Regions from separate parts of the Homo sapiens genome. Here region 2 is linked to region 1. Evidence: chromatin loops called from intact Hi-C (ENCODE). Cell type or tissue: heart right ventricle. All regions are shown on one strand. Each heading gives the region's core, and the rest is flanking DNA. Links, peaks and the distances in the headings are about the cores only. Region 1 overlaps TMEM132E (transmembrane protein 132E). Region 2 has its middle 57 kb from the start of CCL1.

Region 1 (9,418 bases), core at 475-8,474:
TGCCAACCTATCTTAGAACATTTTGACCCTTCAAATGAGAGTTTCCTTCTCTAGCCTACTTATTGTGTTTTCCATTTTCTCAACTGGGCTCCAACCCCACTTCCCACCCCCCACTCCCTGAAGCCTTCTGTTAAGGGGAGCACACTGAACTGAAGTTAGTGTTTGTTAAAGACAAGCATGGAGAAGCGTCCAGGGCTGGTGTGGAGAGGACAGTGGGAAGCGTGGGGCTGGGGCTGGGGCAGGGTGGGCTCCGGGCGGTTCCTCTGAATCTCCTGGTCTGCCTTCACCAGCCCTGGCTGTCTGAGAAATCTCATTTTGCTAGCGAACTGATTCATGGGCCTGGCTCCCTGGTGCTCCCTGAGCAGCTCTCTTGTCAATAACTATTCTTTACAAGGTCCCTCGATTCGTTTTCGGGGTTGAAGACAAATTTTTAAAGAGGAGTGCAAGGACCGGGGCCATTCCAGAGGGGCTGTTAACTAAATGTCCTGCTGCATTCCCACCAAGCCGGCTCCCGCTTGAACTCCACGAGGGTCAGGAGTTGGCGTTTCTTGCAATTGCTTCTGAGTTCTCGCATTTGGACAGGGGGTGAGGGATGAGGAGAGAGGGACACAAATTACAGGACAGGGCAGCAGGCATGGCTCTGGCTCTGTTCCGAGTTTGTTGTGTGCCTTTGGGCCAATTGCTCCTCCTCTCTAGGTCCTCGTCTCCCTGTTTGTGAAACCCTGGGTGCCTGCAAAAAGCATTCCACTTTTCTCCTTGGGGTGGCCTGGTCTCCGAAGCTTATCTGGGAAAGAGATCTCTGCAGCCAAGCAGCTCATGTCTCCTCCTCATCGTCCCTGTGTGGGATGTATAGTTGCCGAATTCTGCAGCCGAATACCAGTTTGCTCCCAGCTCTCTGTACCTACTGCTCTGGCTCAGGGCCTCATGCTTTCTGCTGCAGCATCCTCTTAACCGATCCTCTTTCCCCTCCATCATTCCTTCCTTCACAAGAGCTAAACCTCATGTCTGAGCCTGATTCCCATCCTTGCTGGACCGATCACCCTCTCTGGTCTCTGCGCCTTTGCATGTGTGTTTTCTGTGCTTCCCCTCTCACCAGGGACTCATGTTCCAGGCATAGGGAAAGCAAGTGCAAAGTCAGGCAGCAAAACACAGGGTGTGGAGTCTGTAACTTCTGTCCTCCTTACCGGACTGTCCCTGGCCTTGTCCTCAGCAAACTCAGCTTCAGTTGTCTTCTCCTCTCCTCCTTTGTGCCCTGTCAACCCAGGGTAAAGGTCTGTCATCATCCCAGATGACAGTGGGCAGATGACTTGTCCATCTTCCTTACGGGGCTGGGGGCTCCTTGAGGACGGATCCACAGTTTTGCTTCCCAGACTCCCCATCAGGGTCCAGGGTGTAGCAGGAGCTTAATGCACTGAAGAAACAAATGCTCCATGTTCCAAGTTTCACAGCAGCAACCCACCCCACCTGGCACACTTCCCCAACGTAAGGTATTCTTCCTCAACTCACATCCCTGCCCTCCTCATCTCTCTCTTATAAGAACTCCAAGGGGATGAGGTGATGAACCTCAAGTAAGGTGGTAGAGTGTGCAAAATCCCCCAATATGGGATAATGTGAAAGCCATTTAGAGTTTGCATTTGGACTTAATTTGGTAGGCAATCATTTGTTGAGCACTTGCTGATTCCAGGCACCAGGTTAAGCACAAGCGGGTTAAAAAATGACTGAGACCCCCATACCCTTCCAGGAGTATGTAGTCAGGGCAGTGTTTGAATGGCAGATATCTGTTGTTCTGGGAGCTCAAGGAGACCCCCCCCCCGCCCCCGCGCCAAGCTCCCCTGTGGTTCTGCTTTGGGCTCAGCTTTCTGGTAGCTCCTTACTTGCTGCTGAGTTGCACCTGTTCTTTGTTGCTAAACGTATCTTGGGCACAGCTGGTCAGTCTCTAGTCTTCCTTTCAGACCTATGCCTTGCCTGAAAATTAAGACCTGGTTGTGCCAAAGTCCATTCATTGATATCCTCTACGCGCAGCTGTCTGTACTAGGCATGCTGTCTGCGGGAGCTGTGCAGAGTGCTTTCCATACATGATCCTATTTAATCCTCACAACCACCCTAGGCTGCACCATCAGCTGAGCAGATGATTGTGGGAGGCCAGGCTTCCTTCCAGAGTGGGGAACAGCATGTCTGGGCAGGTGCCAGTGTAGCCCCAGTTCTGCTGCTGGCTGCTTCTGGGACACATGCTGGTTAGTGTTCCTTTCCTTTCCAAAAGTGGCTGCCAGAGCCACCTGTCTATGGGCACTGGAGGCTGGCCAGGTAGCCTTGGCTGAGCTCCTGCCCCTCTCAGGCCTGAGCTCCTGTGCCCCCTAGGCTGCTGCCTGTGCTGGGGTGTGGGCTCCCAGGGCCTCATGACAGGCTGTGTGCACACTCACAGGTCAAGTGTGGCATAAGATGCAGCTAGTCCGCGGCCCACTGGTGGGGAGGGGCACCCCAACATGCCTGTGCTCTCTCCTGCCTGGTTTCTAACATGTAGATCCCCAGGCTTTCTCCATCAGCCGCAAGGGGGAGAGAAGGGAGGATTCCCTGAGAGGTGGTTACAGGGAGGGCCACCTCTGAGAGGTGGGCAGTGAAGGAAGCTGAAGTAACTCAGGTAGGCACACCAACCCTCTCACCTCTCTCCTTAGTTTTCTGTGCCCCCCAGAAGACCTTTCTCTGCAGTCCCGAGGCCTGCCCTTCCCTCCCCTGAGCCAATCAGAACAGAGCCTTAGAGGAAGCACCTCTTTATAAGGGCACATTTGTGGGTCAGCGGATTCTTCATCCCTTGACCTGGGCATCCCAAAGTACCAGAGGGTCTTAAAGGACCTGCATGTTGGGGGAGGAAGAGCGGGACCACAGCCTGGTCTAGCCGAGTTTTGGTCTCATGTCATGTAGTGTGCCCACAGTGTGTGAGTGTGTGTGTGTGCATGTGTGCACTTGCTTGTGTATGTGTGTATGTTTGCCCATGCACATAAGGAAGAGACAGAGCCAGCCACCATGTACTCTCTGTTCATGGGAGCTGCTGCCCCCACCTCCAGTCTGACCGCTTCCATTTATTTAAGAAAAATCCGACACAGTGGTGGGTAGAACCCGAGAGAAAAATGGCTGTGGGATGGGGTAGGGGCGACACTGGCTCCCTTCTGCATTTGCCCACCCTGAAGTCCCTCACAGCATTCCCTGGTGCCCTCTACTCCCCTCCCGGGTTCCGTCTTGTGGGGCATAGGTGGCTGCCTGCCCTGTGCTGCAGAGGGAAGTCGCAGTCAGCAGGGTGACGGGTGGCTAAGGCGTAGTAGTGTTGACCTTGCTGTGGGGGACGGGGAAGGCAAGGAGGTCCCCAGGCCTCTGGCTCTGGGGTGTGATTTGGCTAGAGATGGATCCAGGACTCTTTCCCCTTTAGGTCCCTGCCCAAAGCCCTTGGGGCAGAGGTGGGAGTCCTGAGAACTCAGGAAGGTGCCTGGCTTGGCACCAGACCTCTCTGTAGAGTCAGCTCCCAGGTCCTGGGAGGCACCCGAATGCCAGCAGATGCTACAACTGTCCCCCTAACCCCCAGATATTTCGTCCACAGCAAGATCCTTGGCAGGGCAGGCAGCTGCCACCTCCCCACCCTGCAGGACAGAAATCCCTGAATATTAGTTTGAGGAAAGTCTTTGTGCAGCCTGTGACACAAGACCCCCACAGAACCCCCTGCACAGGGGGACGACACGGGGGACGGGAGGCGGGCCCGGGACACAGCGTGGGCCCACCTGACCCCAAGCTGGACCTCCTTGCCTCACTCTTGGGGCAGGGGGTTGCTTAAGATGGGAGGAGGTTTGGAAAGGGCAGAACAGAGGCTGGGGTTGCTTTCCTCCTTACGAGCCACTGGAGGAAGAGCCCTCCACCTGCAGGGGGCAGAAGAGGGTAATGGCGTGAGGCGAGGGAAGGCCCAGACACTGAGGCGGCCCGCTCCGCACGGAGCCAAGCTGCAGGGGCAGGGAGTACAAAATCAATTCAGCCGCCCAGAGTCAGTGTGAACCGGGGTCCCGGCTGTGTCCTACCCCGAGCTGACCCCGTTGGGGGGGGGGGTCCCTGCTACTCCGGCTGGCGCCTCTATGCAATCTCTTTGATTCTGCGCATGTAATTGTGCAGGTCCGGGGGTGCAGTGGGCCGCGTGGGGCCCGCCACATCCGGGCAGCCCCAACCCAGGTCCTCTTCCTCCTCCTCGTCCTCTTCGCCCGCGGGCACCGAGTCATAGGCCAGCTCCTCTGACGGCAGCGTGGTGAAGGTGGTGAACTTGACCCGCTTGCGCTTGGAGGTGGGCGAGCTGGCGGGGTCCTCGGCTTGGTCTCGGGCTGAGCCGCCCGAGGAGCCGTCGCCCCTGCCGTGCACCTGGCTCTGGACGCTGGTCTGCGAGCTGCCGCTGCTGTGGTGGTCGCCGTGGCAGAAGGCGGGCACGGTTTCCAGCGGGTTGCCTGCTGGCGGCGACAGCTCTCCTTGCACCCGCAGCGGCTGCCCGTTGCCCAGGAACACCCAGTGGTGAGAGTGGTCCATGCTGGTCTGGCCCTCGGGCGGGATGCGCTTGTGCCGGTAGCGCAGCACAAAAACGATGCAGTTGATGAGGAAGACGAGGATGGCGAGGCAGAAGACGCCCAGCAGCGCGTACATGCCGATCTCCAGGTCTGTCAGACCCCGTGGCACCTGCAGGAAGCCGGTGGGCAGCGGCAGGAAGTCTTCTGTGGGTGGCACGACGGGGCTGGCGGTGCCCGGGCCTGGAGCCTCCGGTGCGGGTAGCGCAGAGCCCGGCGGGCCAGCTCCCCGGGCCTCGTCCTCGCCCCCGCCGGGCCCTGGTTGGCTGGGGCCCGGGTAGTCATAAGTGGGGTCCTCCTCGTCCCTCCCAAAGTGCACCCGCAGGCCCACAGGGGTCGTGGCGAGCACACTCTTGCGTTTGGTTTTCTGGCAGCTCTCAGCGATGGTTAGCTCTGCGCGAAGCAGCTCCCCTGACCCCTCGGCCTCAGCCACTACCAGAGGGAAGGCCCGGTCCTGGGTCACAGTGGCCACATGCTCATCCAGGCTGCTCACTAGCAGTCCATAGTCTCGTGGGCTGTAGAGGGAGAGTGGGGCTGTGGTGCCATCACTGTAGGAGAGCCAGAGGCTCAGTAGGGCTTCCTGGAGGAGAAGGAGAAGGAGGGGATAGGAGTCAAAGAGCTGGTTCAGCTGGCTTCCTGCTAGATCCTGGGCTCTGTAGGGGCAGGGACCACGGGTCTCTGGCTCCCTGCTGTATTCTCAGCACTGGAACTGTGCCTGTGACCTGTGGCGGGCATTCAGGAACTACTGTTCAAGTGAGAGTCCTCCTCACAGGGTGTGGGGAGGGTAAATCCCAGACCATGGCATCCAGGCCTCATACTGCTCTGAGGATGCCCTTGTCCACTTCACCCTTCTCCCCTGGATAACCTAAAGGTAAGTTTTGCCTTGGGTCTAATTCAAGTCCCTTCTGCTGCTGGAATAGCTCCATATCTCCATGCCTAACCTTGGGCTTACCCCCATCAGACAACAGGCTGTTGAGAATACACACCCCCTCCCCACTTCTGCCTGTTGGCTAAAACCTTCTGAGGATTGCCCTCCCTCCAGATGAGGAAGCAGGGTTCAGAGAGAAGTGATTGCCTTGGGGTGATGGAGTGAGTTAGGGACAGAGGACCCGTGTCCTAACTCCGGGCTCAGCACTTGATGCTCACCTCCTCACTCCCCAGGACTCTCACCTGTCACCTCCTCACTCCCCAGGACTCTCATCTGTCACCTTTCCACTTTCATCCTGTGGCTATGCCTGTGGTGTATACTTGGGGCTCCAGAGTTGAGTGAGGGTACTTCCTGGGGGTGATGTGGAGGTGACAGCCCTCTGTGAATCCAGGAGGGAGACCCTCAGAGGGAACATCTCAGGTGGCAAGAGCAGCAAGCAAGACCTTGCTCTGACCTCCCATGTAGATGTTGTGGCCATAGGGTGGGCAGTTGTGCAGGGCATGGAGGGCAGAGATCCTCCATTTCCTAAAGCCCTAATATGGGGACTCTTGGTGCTAGGGCAAAGCAGAGCCCCCAAGTTCTCCTTCCATACCACCAACTCCCTGGCTGGTGGGCCAAGGAGCCAGTTACCTGCTTGAGGAAGCTCAAGGTCTGTTGGGCAGCTGTGGTGGCTAGGATGGTGTGGCTGCTCCCAGGGCTGGGCCGCAGGGAGAGGGCCAGGCTGGCCACCACCTGGGCCTGAAGCTGTGTGATGCTGACCTTCTCCTCAGTCACCGTCAGCAGCGTCTCCCCGAGCACAGCCTCCGTCAGCGGAGACACCACCTGAGGCAGAGCGGGACCGGGGTGGGAGAGAACCAGGAAAGCACACCCCCCTGCCCAAGACCCCCAGCTAGGGAGAAATCCCAGCACTGCTGGAAGAGGGGCCTGAAGGGTGAGGCAGGCTGGGAGGCAGGACTTCGCAGCTCTGCCTCAGGTCTGCAACCAGGAACCAGTGTCCAGAGGTCATGAGAGGGTCGGGGGCTCACAGGAGCCAGGCGGGAACACAAATGAGAGAGGTGGGCCAATTCTAAGGAAAACAACAACCCCCGCATGGTGACTAGTAGCAATTGATGTGCAACCTCAATGTCAGGGAGACAAAAGGGAGTGGCGACAACTTAGAAAATGAGGGAACTCATTCTCGTGTATAGGAGGCACCAATACTGGCTTTAGCTGATTGTTACCAGATTCATTTTTTGTGAAACCAGAAATCTCTATATATTTTTTAAATGAGAAATCTCCCAATTTAAAACACATTGGATCAATTGTTTTACAAAGAAGATATGTCTGCAGGCAGATTCTAGCCCACAGATCACAACAGTTTCTTAGGTAGATGATTTCTATCCAGACACCCAATTGTCAGGGTAGAAACAAGTCAGGAAAGGTCAAAGTTGAGTTCCTAGATCACCAAATGCACCTTCCTGGACTCTAGGCTGGCTGACTCTCACCTGCTCCCCCTCTGCTCTCAGGGAGGGGTCTGCTTGAGTCACCCACACTGAGGATTGATAAAGGTTGATACAACTTGGAGTGAGAACTTTTACCAAGATGAAGCTAAAAGAGCCTGACCTTGGAATTTCAGACAAGGGGCAGGCAGGGAAGAGTGTTCTGGGGGCCAGTTGGGGTTAGGAAAATCTGAGTTCTGCACCCACAGGTAAATAAGGCTCCCGACACTGCCCCTTTGTGCTGGGACAGAGCCCATACCTACCTTAAAGGGGGTGGTGCCTGGCTCCAGTCCTGCCAGCGTGCTGCTGTCCACCATGTGTGCCACTCGGGGATCGCCCACCCGCATGAAGTCACTGACTAGGTCGGTGACCTCCACCAGCCAGTCCGGGCCTAACATGGTGACCACCTGGTCAGTGCCCTCGGATGATGTCGTGTGGAACTGGGTGAAGACCTGCAGGGTGGCATGCTGGTACTGCAGGGTGCAGCCACGGCTTGCACTCTGCCGCCGCTCCTCCTCCTCCTCATCCTCATCCTCGCTTTCCCGGACTGACCTGGGGTGGGGACATGCCATGCTGAAGGCTTCTCACCTGGACTCTGACCTGCACAGTACACACCCCGCACCCTTGCCCTGTTGGGTCCTCCCAGCTTCCCAGAAGCTCTGCAAAAGCAAGCTTCCTCTATGGCTCATGCCTTCCATCTCTAAGTTGGGAACCAGGAGTCCCAGCCTTTTCTCTCCTAGAAAAGTACATTCTTGACCCTACCTCCTGTCCCTCTCTGCCTCTTCTTGGCTTAAGCCAAGCCTAGGAATAGCTGGCGTCAAATCCTAACAGCAACTGCTGCCTCTTCTTCAGTACTAAGTTTGTGCCTGGCACTGTTCTAAGCTCTAACCTGGAGCAAATGTGATCCTTCTTACAGAATGCCAGAAATCTTAGCTGAATTGTGTCCTGCAGTTGTGTGGAAACTAAGCAGGACCTGTAGGTGATGAACTCGGACATTTAACTGAGGAGATTTCCAAGCAAGGTGTGGAAATCGTGGCCTGGTTTCCTCTTGCTGCTTTTAGTCAAATGTGAGAGGAGAGAGACACATAAATAAACTGTTAAGCAAAAGGGAACCTGGACTTGATGATTTGGGAAATTCTCAGCCTGTGCACGTTGCAAAAAATGCTAAAATTGAGAGGTTTACTGCCAGGAAGGTGTGCTTTGGTGAGAAAGCCAAGTGTTTTTCTCTGTAGCTAGTGCTTTGTTAGTGTACTGGAGGATCAAGCAACCAGAATATTCATTCACACAGAGCATTCTTTTACCTGGGTTCATTAATTTATTCCTCACAAAAATCCTATGAGGCAGGTGTTATTGTGCCCATTTTACAGATACGGAGATGGAGGCACAGAGTGGTTATGTAAGTAGCCCAAGTTTACACAGCTAGTAAATAGCAGAGGCAGGACTTAAACCAGGCTGTCTGGCTTCAGAGTCCGCTACATCCTTGCTACTCAAAGCAGTATCGCTATCACCCAGGAGCTGGTGAGAAATGCAGAATCACAGGCTTTACCCCAGACCTGCCCAGTCAGAATCTGCATTTTACTGAGATCCCCAGGTGATTCGTGTACACATTAAAGTTTGAGAGGCACTGGTCTACACACCTTACTCTTCCAAATCTCTCTGAGTTGAACTCAGCCCAATTCTCACTTGGCCACCTGTTTCTCTCACCACCTGCTTCCCTCTCCAGCCCCGCCCACCTCCTGCTCTTAGCTGCCTGTCACTTTCCTCTCTTCTCTTCCCTGCTGTGCTTTTCTCTCCAGCAGCTCTGAGTGGGTGATTGGAATGCGGTGAGTACACATGTATGTGCCCCACGTATGGGCACCCAGGTGCCTGAGCCTACAAGCCCGCAAGGGAGCCTGGGTATGAGTCACAGTGTGTCTGCACTCATGCACTCACTAGTGTGCCCTTGGTGTGCCCAGGCTGGGACACATGTGTACAGGTGTGTCTGCTTCATTTTGTCTGCCTGACTGCAGGCAGTCTCTTAACCTGTCTCCCCAGCCAACTCCTTTCAGTTCATCCTTTAAGACTTAGCTCAAGAGTTGTCTCTTCCAGGAAGCCTGCCTTGACTTCTCCTGGAGGGAGAGGGGGTTCTCTCCTTGTGCCACTTGATTCCCTGCACACGGGGCTTCCCACCCACCACCATGTTCTGTGGCATGCACATGCCTTCCTCCCCTGCTGGACTGAGAGACTGGCAGGGTCAGGCACTGGCCACATTCACCCCATCTCTCAAACACTTGCCAGTGCCTAGCACACAGTAGCTGGTCAATGAAAGCTTGTTGACTGCACAACCAACCTACAGACTATGTATACCAAGGGCCTTATACCCATATGCAGATCAGACTGTGGGCCGAGGCTGTATCCACCCATGAGTTTCCCAAGTATCCGCCATG
Region 2 (9,418 bases), core at 925-8,924, 220 kb after region 1:
CTACTGAGAAGCCAGGTGAGTGGCATCCGGCGAGGGCTTCCTTCTGGGAACTTCCATTAGTAGCTAGGAGCGCCAGGCTCTGGGAGGTGCTGGGATGAGGCCGGGAAACAGCACATCTCTTCTCCGCGGAGTGAGGAGGTGCCCCGCAAAGAGGTGGTTCTGGTCCTCAGGAAACACTGTTATGGGGGCAGGGCAGGGGTTGTCTGGTGTACAGCTTGCTGGGGTCGCCCACTAGACTCAACCAGACCGGGGGAGGCAGCACTCAGGGAGGCTCCCCAGAGCGTGATGTCAGGCCAAATCCGAGAGACGAGCAGGAATTAGCCAAGTCAGTAAAAGAGGGTTTGCGAGGAGACGGGTTCCTGTTAAGGGAACAGCATAAGCGAACCGCCTGGACTAGAGGGAGAGGATGGCCCAGCAGCGAATGGCAGGCGTTCTCAGGAGCAGAGGAGAGAAGCGGGCAGGCTGCAGGGGCAGTGTTGCATGCCGGGCTGGGGCTGGGCGTCGGCTGCTTCCTCCTCCTCCCCTCCTCTCCCTCTCGCACTCTCTGATCCTCCATCCCTCCGTCTCCACTCTGACTCCCTGTCTGAGACTCTTTTTGCTCCACCTGGCTGCCTGCCCTGCACTGTCTCACCCCAATAAGTGGTCACCTCTGCCCTTCCTGAAGGAGGGGCGGAGTCAGAGCACACCACCCTGGGGGTGGAGGCAGCAGGAGGTGGCCTCCATGCCCGTCAGGAAGTCAGTTCCTCTCTGTTTTCTTTCCGAGTGTCACGCAGTCCCAAAGCGGGGGTCAGCACCTTCTGAGCCTCAGCACCTCTGATTTTTTTTATTATACTTTAAGTTTTAGGGTACGTGTGCACAACATGCAGGTTAGTTACATATGTATACATGTGCCATGTTGGTGTGCTGCACCCATCAACTTGTCATTTAACATTAGGTATATCTCCTAATGCTATCCCTCCCCGCTCCCCCCACCCCACAACAGACACATGCACACGTATGTTTATTGCGGCACTATTCACAATAGCAAAGACTTGGAACCGACCCAAATGTCCAACAATGATAGACTGGATTAAGAAAATGTGGCACATATACACCATGGAATACTATGCAGCCGTAAAAAATGATGAGTTCATGTCCTTTGTAGGGACATGGATGAAGCTGGAAACCATCATTCTCAGCAAACTATCGCAAGGACAAAAAACCAAACACCGCATGTTCTCACTCATAGGTGGGAATTGAACAATGAGAACACATGGACACAGGAAGGGGAGCACCTCTGATTTTCTGAAGGGCTGTGTGACTCCAGGTAAAGAGGCTGCATTTGGAGCCAGTCAGCAGCATCTAGCCCCGGCTCCCTAAGGCAAAGAGGTGCTATTCAGGCCCTCCCAGGCACCTGGGCTTTGTGCCAGGCTCTGGGCCCAGTGCTGGCCTCACCCTACTGTGTAACTTCCCACCTCAGTGCAGGGGCTGGAGTGTCAGAGCTGGCCCCTCACCCTACTGCATGTGCAGTTCTGGTTATGTGGGGTCTGTGAGGTCCAGGGAGACATGACCAGAGTGACGGTGTGTGTCAGCTCCCCCCCCTCCAAAGGTGTGAAGGCACCTGCACTGAACTTTGGGTCCAAGGGAATCTGAAAATCTAGGCTGCTTCACTTTGGATAATACTAAAAACAACAATATTGATCATAATAATGTTTGTTGAGTGCTGGCTATTGTGTTAAGCACTTTACATGCATGATTTCATTTAATCCTCTCTCAACTCTATAAGCTAGACAGTTTTATTACCCACATCTCACATAGAAGAAAATAGAAATTCAGAGAGGTCGAGAAACCTGTCCATGGTCACACAGGAAAGGATGGAGCTAGAGTTTGAACTCTAGGCAGTTTCATTCCAGAGTCCATGCCCTTAAGGTCTATGCCAGTCTTTTTCAAACTTCCCCAAGACAAAAATTGCCTTGGGAGCCTGCTAAAATACTGATTCCAGCTCCCTCTTGGACCCACTGAATCTCAGTTGGCCGGGGAGTGCCTGGGAAGGGGATGGGTACCAAGTGCAGCAGGGACAGGTGCTGTCTGCCTGTGGGCTGGTGGTCTCTTCTTCCTGGGGACAGAGGGATGAGGGGGGCATCAGCTTAGGATCAGAATCCCCCACCTGAGGAATCTGGCTGCTTTGATGTTTATCACAGTTCTCTTTAAGATGCAGCCTGCTTTGCTGGTGCTAGTAGAGTCGGAAAGAGTTTGTGTTCTCCCTTGGGCAGGAGTTAAAAAGCAGGGGCTGTTAAGCACAGGCCACCTTGATGGTGGTGGCAGCAGCAGAAAACAGAGTGAGGGATGAGAGGAAGGAGAAGCTCAGGGGACACCCACACCCTTTTTGATGGGAATGAAGTCAGAAAGAGCTGCACTGCGGTCACCTCTCACTAGCTGTGAGGTCTCGGATAAGCAACTGTTTGCCTTTGAGTGTCAACATTCTCACCTGCAAAATGGGCTAGTAACATTATTTACCCAACAGCATTATTATAAGCATCAAATGGGATATGTAAAGCACACAACAGTGGTAACTGATCCTTAGAGAGCTCTTACTAAGTGTCAATCATTATTCTGGGTGCTTTGCATATATCAACTCACTTAATCCTCATAACAGCCCTACCAGGCTAGTATTGTTACTATCCTCAATTTCCAGTTGTGAAACTGAGGCATGAAGATATTAACGGACTTAACTGCAGTCCCACAGGAAGTAAGCGGTGAAACTGGGATTTAAGCCCAATGTGTTGGGCTCCAGAGTCCATCCTCTTAACCCTAATAGGTGTCCAATAACTGTCAGTCTCCCTCCCTCCACTTTTCTCAAACTCCAGGGAAATTCTCTGTTCTGTTTTGGACAAAGTCAACTCTTTCTTGGAAGATCTTCTTAGGAAAGCCAACTGGGCTGAGACTGGATTTCTCCCTAGTAAACTCAGGATTTGTCGGAACTCACTCTCTTCATTCACTCATTCATCACTCCATAACTACTTATTGATCACTTACTGTGTGCCGTGCCCTGGAGAGACAGCAGTGGACAAATTAGACTAAAAAAAAAAATCCCTTTCCCTAGTGAGACCACAATTGGACATAGAAAGGCAACAGATAAGAAACTACAACATCTAGTAGATCAGTTTGCCATAACTGCTATGGAAGAAAATAAGCCAAGAAACAGGGCTGGGAGGGGAAGCTGGGGAAGGTCCATGGAACATCAGGAATAAACATGAAGCGGGCTTGTGCCTGGCGTGTCTGGAGGAAGAGGGAACCAGCATGCTGGGGTGTGGGCTGGGGGTTGTTGGAGATGTCAGAGAGGCGATGATGGAGGGAGTGGAGCATGGTGGGCCCTGTTGGCCTTGTAAGATTTTTGGTCATTGTCTGAGAGAGATGGAAGCCATTAGCAGACTCTTCACTAGAGAAGTGGTAGGACCAGAGTCCTCATGGCTTAGGATTCCTTCAGCTGCCGTGAGAATAGACAAAGGGCAAGAGGTGAAATCAGGGGATCAGTTTGGAGGCTGCTGCCATAGATAGCCCAGGTGACAGATGATGGTGGCCTGCACCAAGGTGTTAGCGCAGATAAGATGCTCATGCGGGTTAGAGGTAGAGCCTGGAGTATCTGCTGACAGACTGAATATAGGTTAGTGAGAGGAAAAGTGAGGCCAAGGTTTTAGGCCTGGACCATTGGAAGGATGGAGTCACCATTTGCTGAGATGGTAAGGACTGGGATAGAGTGAGTTTGGGGAGGAGGGAAGGGAAGGATCCCAGGAGTTCAAGTTTGGCTGTGTTAAGCTTCAGAGGCCTATTAATTAGATCTTCACATGGAGATTCAGGTAGGTGATTGAAATACATGTATGGCATTTAAGAGATGTGTGGGCTAGATATATAAATTTGGGAGTTATCAGCATGTAGATGATTTTTAAAATCATGATCCTAGATGAGAACACACAAGGAGAATAGATAGGAAATAGAGAATAGGTCTGAGCACTGAGCCCTGGGAACAGCAATATTTATAGATCGGGGAGATGACAAGGAACTAGCAGGAGAGACTGTGGCCCTGTCACCGCAGCCCCAAGAGCCAGGCAAGGACCCCTGGCTCTGGCATTGGGATCTCCTCTTTCCTGGACTCCGTTGTGTGCTTTTGGCAGGCCTTTTCTGCCCTCTAGTGGTCATGACTGAGAATGCATCCAACCGAGCTGGCACCCTAGCCACCTTTCTGCGTTTCTTCTTGTTCAAGTCACTCATTCATTCAGCAGACAGTTTCTACTAAGCACCTACTATGTGCTGGGAACTGACAAGCACAGAAGATGATAAAATACTCTCTCAGAAATCACCACATAGTGTAAAAAAAGACGCACAAACACAACATTTAGACAGTGGCTCTCAGCTGGGGATGATTTGGTTAGTATCTGGAGACATTTTTTCAGTTGTTACAATCAGATGGGGGTAGGGTGGGTTGCTACTGGCATCTGGTGGGTAGAGGCCAGGAATGTTACAAAAGATTCTGTGATGCGCAGGACATCTTCCTGCAACAAGGAATTATCTGGCCCAAAATGTCAATAAGTGCCAGGGTTGAGAAGCTGTGATCCAAGAAAAGGTGTCAGGTGCTATAATAAAGGTATTAGCCAAGCCGTTTGGATGCAGAGGCAAAAGGAATTAAACTTGTTTTTGGGCCGTAAGGAAGGCTATAATTCTTAGAAACTGTGAGGTTTCAACTTGTCTTGAAGGACGAGTAGAGATTAGCCAGGTAGAAAGAAGAGGGATGAAAAAATAGATGATGGAAACATTACTCAAATCATGTCACAAAAGAACCTGGCTTGGCCAGGAAAAGCACAGGTCCAGGTGTATCTGGGGCAGCCTCAGTTTACACAAGGTGTTCCCGCATAACTATTCATTGAGTCCCCTCTGGGCTTCAATGTGTCCCAGTTTGGAAGATAGAATCTATGGCCACCTTGTGCCCGGCAGGCTCCGGGCAAACAGGATGAGGAAGAATAGTCTTGCCTCAGAGAGGCCAGAGGAGAGGCTGCCATAAAGACCCAGGGGCAGATGTCTAGAGCAACCCGCCCAGTGCTTTGCCTCCCATAATCCCAGTCTTCAGGAAGCACTGGAGACAATAGGGCCAAGGGCTATGGGTAGGGATAAGGAGACACGAGAACTCTCCCTTCCAAGGCACGGAGGCCTGGAGAGATGATCTGGCCTCTCTGGGCCTCTGCTGGGCCTTCCTCCTCCTACCCTCTCAGACAGAGGTAATGATTGGGTTGTGTGCACAAGCCAGGGGTAGGGGTCAGGCAGGAGGATGGGCTTCTGTCTGAACTCTGCTGCTGACAGCTATGTGACCTAGGGCACATCACAGCTCTTTCTGGCTTTGGTTTCTCCATCTGTCCCAGGAGCAGGTGGACCAGATTGTCTCCAAAGGCCTCTCAGGCTCTCACCTCCTATGTTCTTGCACATTCTAATCCTGAACCCCCTTGAGGAGTGGATTCTGCAGCCAGATTGTCATGACTCAGTGCCTCAGTGATCAGCTAGTAGGGGCCACTTTCTCTTCCCAGGACCTGGGTCTTTAATGAAATGAGAACAAGTCTATCCACTTAGAGAAGGCAGTGCTTCGGGGCATGGGTCATCAAGACCACTGCTGAAATCTATGGACTGTATTGGACCATACAGCTGTGGACTCCCAAGGAGCTGTTAGCCCTCTGCCTGGGACCCCCCACAAGGCTGGGTCAACCATGGCAGAGCCAAGCATGAGAGAGCCTGGTACATGTCTGAGGGAGCTGTTCAGGGCTCCTGTCTGCCCAGCCGTGTTTCTGGAGAGAGGGCAAACAGGCTTTGCCACAGAAAAAGCAGAAAGGGCGCAGCCCCAAGAGCCATCAGAGAGAACACTCTCTTGCTATTTGCAGATGGCTTAACTCGAGTGGGCAGAAATGACAGCAGATGGGCTGAGGCAGGCCTGAGCGGGAGCAGCATGGCTAACAAGACAAACTCCCAGCTATGTATAGTGATTTACAGCTTAAAGAGTGTGTACCCACAGGCAGGGCAAAGTGGGGAGATGGTCCCCATGAATGGGACTGAAGTTCAGAGAGGTGAATTCCTTGGGCAAGTACAAGGCTGAGTATGCGGGGGCAGAACCTGGACATTATGATATTATTTGGGTCTGTTTCTGGGACATCTATTCTGAAGCCTTTTCATTGACAGAGGAGAGTGCTGAGGTCTGGAGAGACAAATGGATTTGCCACAGGTCATCCAGCTACAGTGAAACACCTGGAACCCGATTGGATGCCTGGCAGAGGAGCAGTCATACACCCTCATTCCTCCTTTACTTCAAAAACTATCCATCCACGTACATTACACTGTCTGTGTACAACATCGCCAACAGCTAACATTACGCAGAATTTTATTCCATTGTAAAAATAACACTTACAAAAGTTTAGAAAATAAAGCAAAGTAGAAAGAAAAAATTATCCCGCTTGCCAAGCATTAACTTTTGGGTACATTTACTTTTCTTTGTTTTGCCTGCTTGTAATTCTTTTTTCCCCCTTTTTCACATAGTTGAGTTCATACTGACTGTACAAATTCTCCATATCCTGATTTCACTCACACTATCATAAGTGTTTTCCATGTTATTACACGTACTTCATAAATGCTGTTCTGAAGGCAACAAGCTCACTGAACCGACCCCTGATTGTTGGACATTTAGACTGTTTTCAATTTTTCACTGTTACACGCAATGCTTCAAAGAACAGCTTCATGTAAGATGGCTTTGAATGTTTAGGATAATTTTCCTGGGCTGGCATATTAGAGAGAATACTTTTAACATGTCTACAGGCTGGCATATTAGAGAGAATAGTGGTAACATGTGTGCCAGGGTCTCTTATGGTTGGCTCTGCCATGGTTGACCCAGGCTTGTGGGGGTCCTAGGCAGAGAGCTAACAGATCCCCTTTCCTCTTTCTGCAACCTTTCCTGAAGTCTATGATGATTTCTTATTCTCACTTACTCCCTTAGAACCCATGAGTTCTTTCCCAAGACAATTCCATTAAAATTTGTCCCATTAGCCAGGACACTCTTTCCACTGAAAGTGAGTGAAAAAAAAATTACCTCCAAAATTATATTGATTAAAAATGAAATGTATTGGTTCAATAACCTGAAAAGTCTCTAGCTTCAGGTGTAACTGGATCCATGTGCTTAAGTAATGTGATCAGGGCCTGGATTTATACTGCCTCTCAGCCTGGTTCTGTTGGCTCAATCCTCAAGCCCTACATACTGGCAAAATGGTTGTAGATCAGTTTCAGCGTGCCTGTTTCCAGGCCTGCAGAAAAGAGCAAAGTTTTCTCTCTGGTACCTCCTACATAAGCCCCAGAATTCACTCCGATTGGACTAACTTAGATTGCTCACTCTCTCCTGAAATAATCAATCACCAGAGACATGGCCTCACCTTAAGCTCAGAGAGCTTGGATAAAATACTTTGTGCGTGGAGCTGGGGTTAGCTCATTTGTCCCAGAGCCCATAGGTTAGGAGAGGTGATTCCTGCAAAGCGTGTGTGGGGCATTAGTTACAAGAAAAGGGAATGGATCCTGGAGGGAGAAGGAAACACAAAACAACAGCTGCCGCTCTATTTGGGGAAAGACTCTTGTCTCAGAAGCACAGCATTTTGGACCTGAAGAGTCCTGCAAACACATCCCCCTCCTATCCCAAAGAGAAGTCCCCATAAAGGCTACCCAGGTCTCCTCTCTAAAATGCTGCACAGCTCCAGGGGAATTTGGCTCCAGTCCAGGTACTGAGTTATCCCCTACTTTGTGACTTATGTGAATTGTTCTGTTAACCAATTTCAGGCCCTGAAAGCAAAATAAGAATTTCAACTATGTGTTACTTAAGAGGATATTTATTACATTTAACTGAAATGGTCCCTTTCTAAGAAGAGAACTCTATACGCCAGCCACAAGCAAAATGGCACCTGCTGTTGAGCTGGCTGGGTGGGCCTCCCAGCAAGCTGCCTTCCCTGTCTCTGCTGCCCAGTCACTCAGAGCTGGTCTTGACCTTTGGGACAGCGTGCAGCTCATATGGGCCTAGCAGATCATAGCCCAGGTAGCACAGGGATGGATCTTCTTGTCTTGTAGTTCCTACAGCATTTTGTGTGACACCATGTTTTTCTTTCTGTAGCCCGAGGAGGCTGCCATTCAAACAGCCACCAATTCTCCCTGGCTGGCGAGACCCAAGTGTATAATAGCATCATGTTTCTAATGGTCACAGCAAAGAAGGATTCAGTCAGAGTCAAAGCTGATGGCCACAGTTTAAACTGTTTGCCATCTGAGTGAGTTAGGGTAATTCTTGCTGCTGTAACAAATAGAACCCAATGTAGAGGCTCAGATGCTACAGAACTATGTTTCTTGCCTATGTGAGAGGATTTATTCTGCTATAGATGCTTGTTTCTTGCCTCAGGTCAGCAGGGCACTGTCCTTCAAGTTGTCTCTGGGTCCCAGGCTGCTGGCTGCTTTGCCACCTTTAGCTAAGGGCTTCCAAGGTGACCCCAAGGTTGTCTTTATTTCAGGCAGCCCAGAGAGGAATACGAACAAAGAGGAGTCAAGTGGGGGTTGTGTATAGGGCAGTCCTGGAAGTGGCACTGATTTCTGCTCCTCTCCCATGGGTCAGGGCAGAACTTAGTCACAAGGCTACATGTGACTTCAAGAGAGACTGGGAATACAGGCCGGGTGCAGTGGCTCACGCCTGTAATCCCAGCACTTTGGGAGGCTGAGGCAGGAGGATCACTTAAGATCAGGAGTTCATGACCAGCCTGGCCAACATGGTAACACCCCATGTCTACTAAAAATACAAAAATTAGTCGGGCATGGTGGCGTGCACCTGTAATCCCAGCTACATGGGAGGCTGAGGCAGGAGAATCACTTGAACCCAGGAGGCAGAGGTTGCAGTGAGCCCAGATCACGCCACTGCACTCTAGCCTGGGCAACAGAGCAAAACTCCATCTCAAAAATAAAAAAAGAGAGAGAGAGGCTGGGAAAACAGTCTAGCTATGCAGCTGGGAAGAAGTAGGGAGCACAGATTTTGGTGAGCAGAGAGCAGTCTTTGTCGCACAATCTCAATCCAAATTCCAAGCCTGAATGAAAAGGGACCATTCCAAGGGGAGAAGGGAAAGTATGAGTCCATGTCCAGAGAAGAAAGGTGTGGGCTAGAGGGTGGCCAGGCAGCCAAGCAATCCATTGATCATCTGCCATTGCAACTGGGCTGGCATATTAGAGAGAATACTGATAACATGTGTACCAGGGTCTCTCATGGTTGGCTGGGTGGGCCTCCCATTGAGACTCCTCTCCAGCCGTCCCTCAAGTCCGGGTACAAGGCCCTCCCCTGGTTACCAAGAATCACTCCCAAGGCAAAGGCAAGGGGCATAAGCCCTGGAGAAGAATT

Evidence for each region. A loop is a pair of places that touch in the nucleus more often than their neighbours do. Peaks named below come from ENCODE experiments on the same cell type or tissue, not always from the same donor. Only the 100,000 strongest peaks of a DNase experiment are listed, where the experiment ranks them.
Region 2: a loop joins it to region 1, with 5 times the contacts of the local background. A loop is called at or near these places in 89 of 110 quality-filtered maps.

The regions. Positions count from the first base shown.
Region 1 is chr17:34,632,925-34,642,342 of GRCh38, reverse strand. TMEM132E (transmembrane protein 132E) reads right to left here. Exons shown (of 9, transcript NM_001304438.2): 7 at 7,256-7,544; 8 at 6,145-6,336; 9 at 3,025-5,166. The coding sequence ends at 4,111. Among named protein-coding and RNA genes, the nearest start is that of TMEM132E, 58 kb to the right of the region's middle. In heart right ventricle, for the core only: CTCF peaks have their summits at 3,707 and 3,907 (motif pointing right); a DNase peak (open chromatin) is centred at 3,922; H3K4me3 peaks cover 799 bases; H3K27me3 peaks cover 7,034 bases.
Region 2 is chr17:34,415,220-34,424,637 of GRCh38, reverse strand. No RefSeq gene overlaps it. Among named protein-coding and RNA genes, the nearest start is that of CCL1, 57 kb to the right of the region's middle. In heart right ventricle, for the core only: CTCF peaks have their summits at 3,974 and 4,182 (motif pointing left); a DNase peak (open chromatin) is centred at 4,157; H3K27me3 peaks cover 6,877 bases.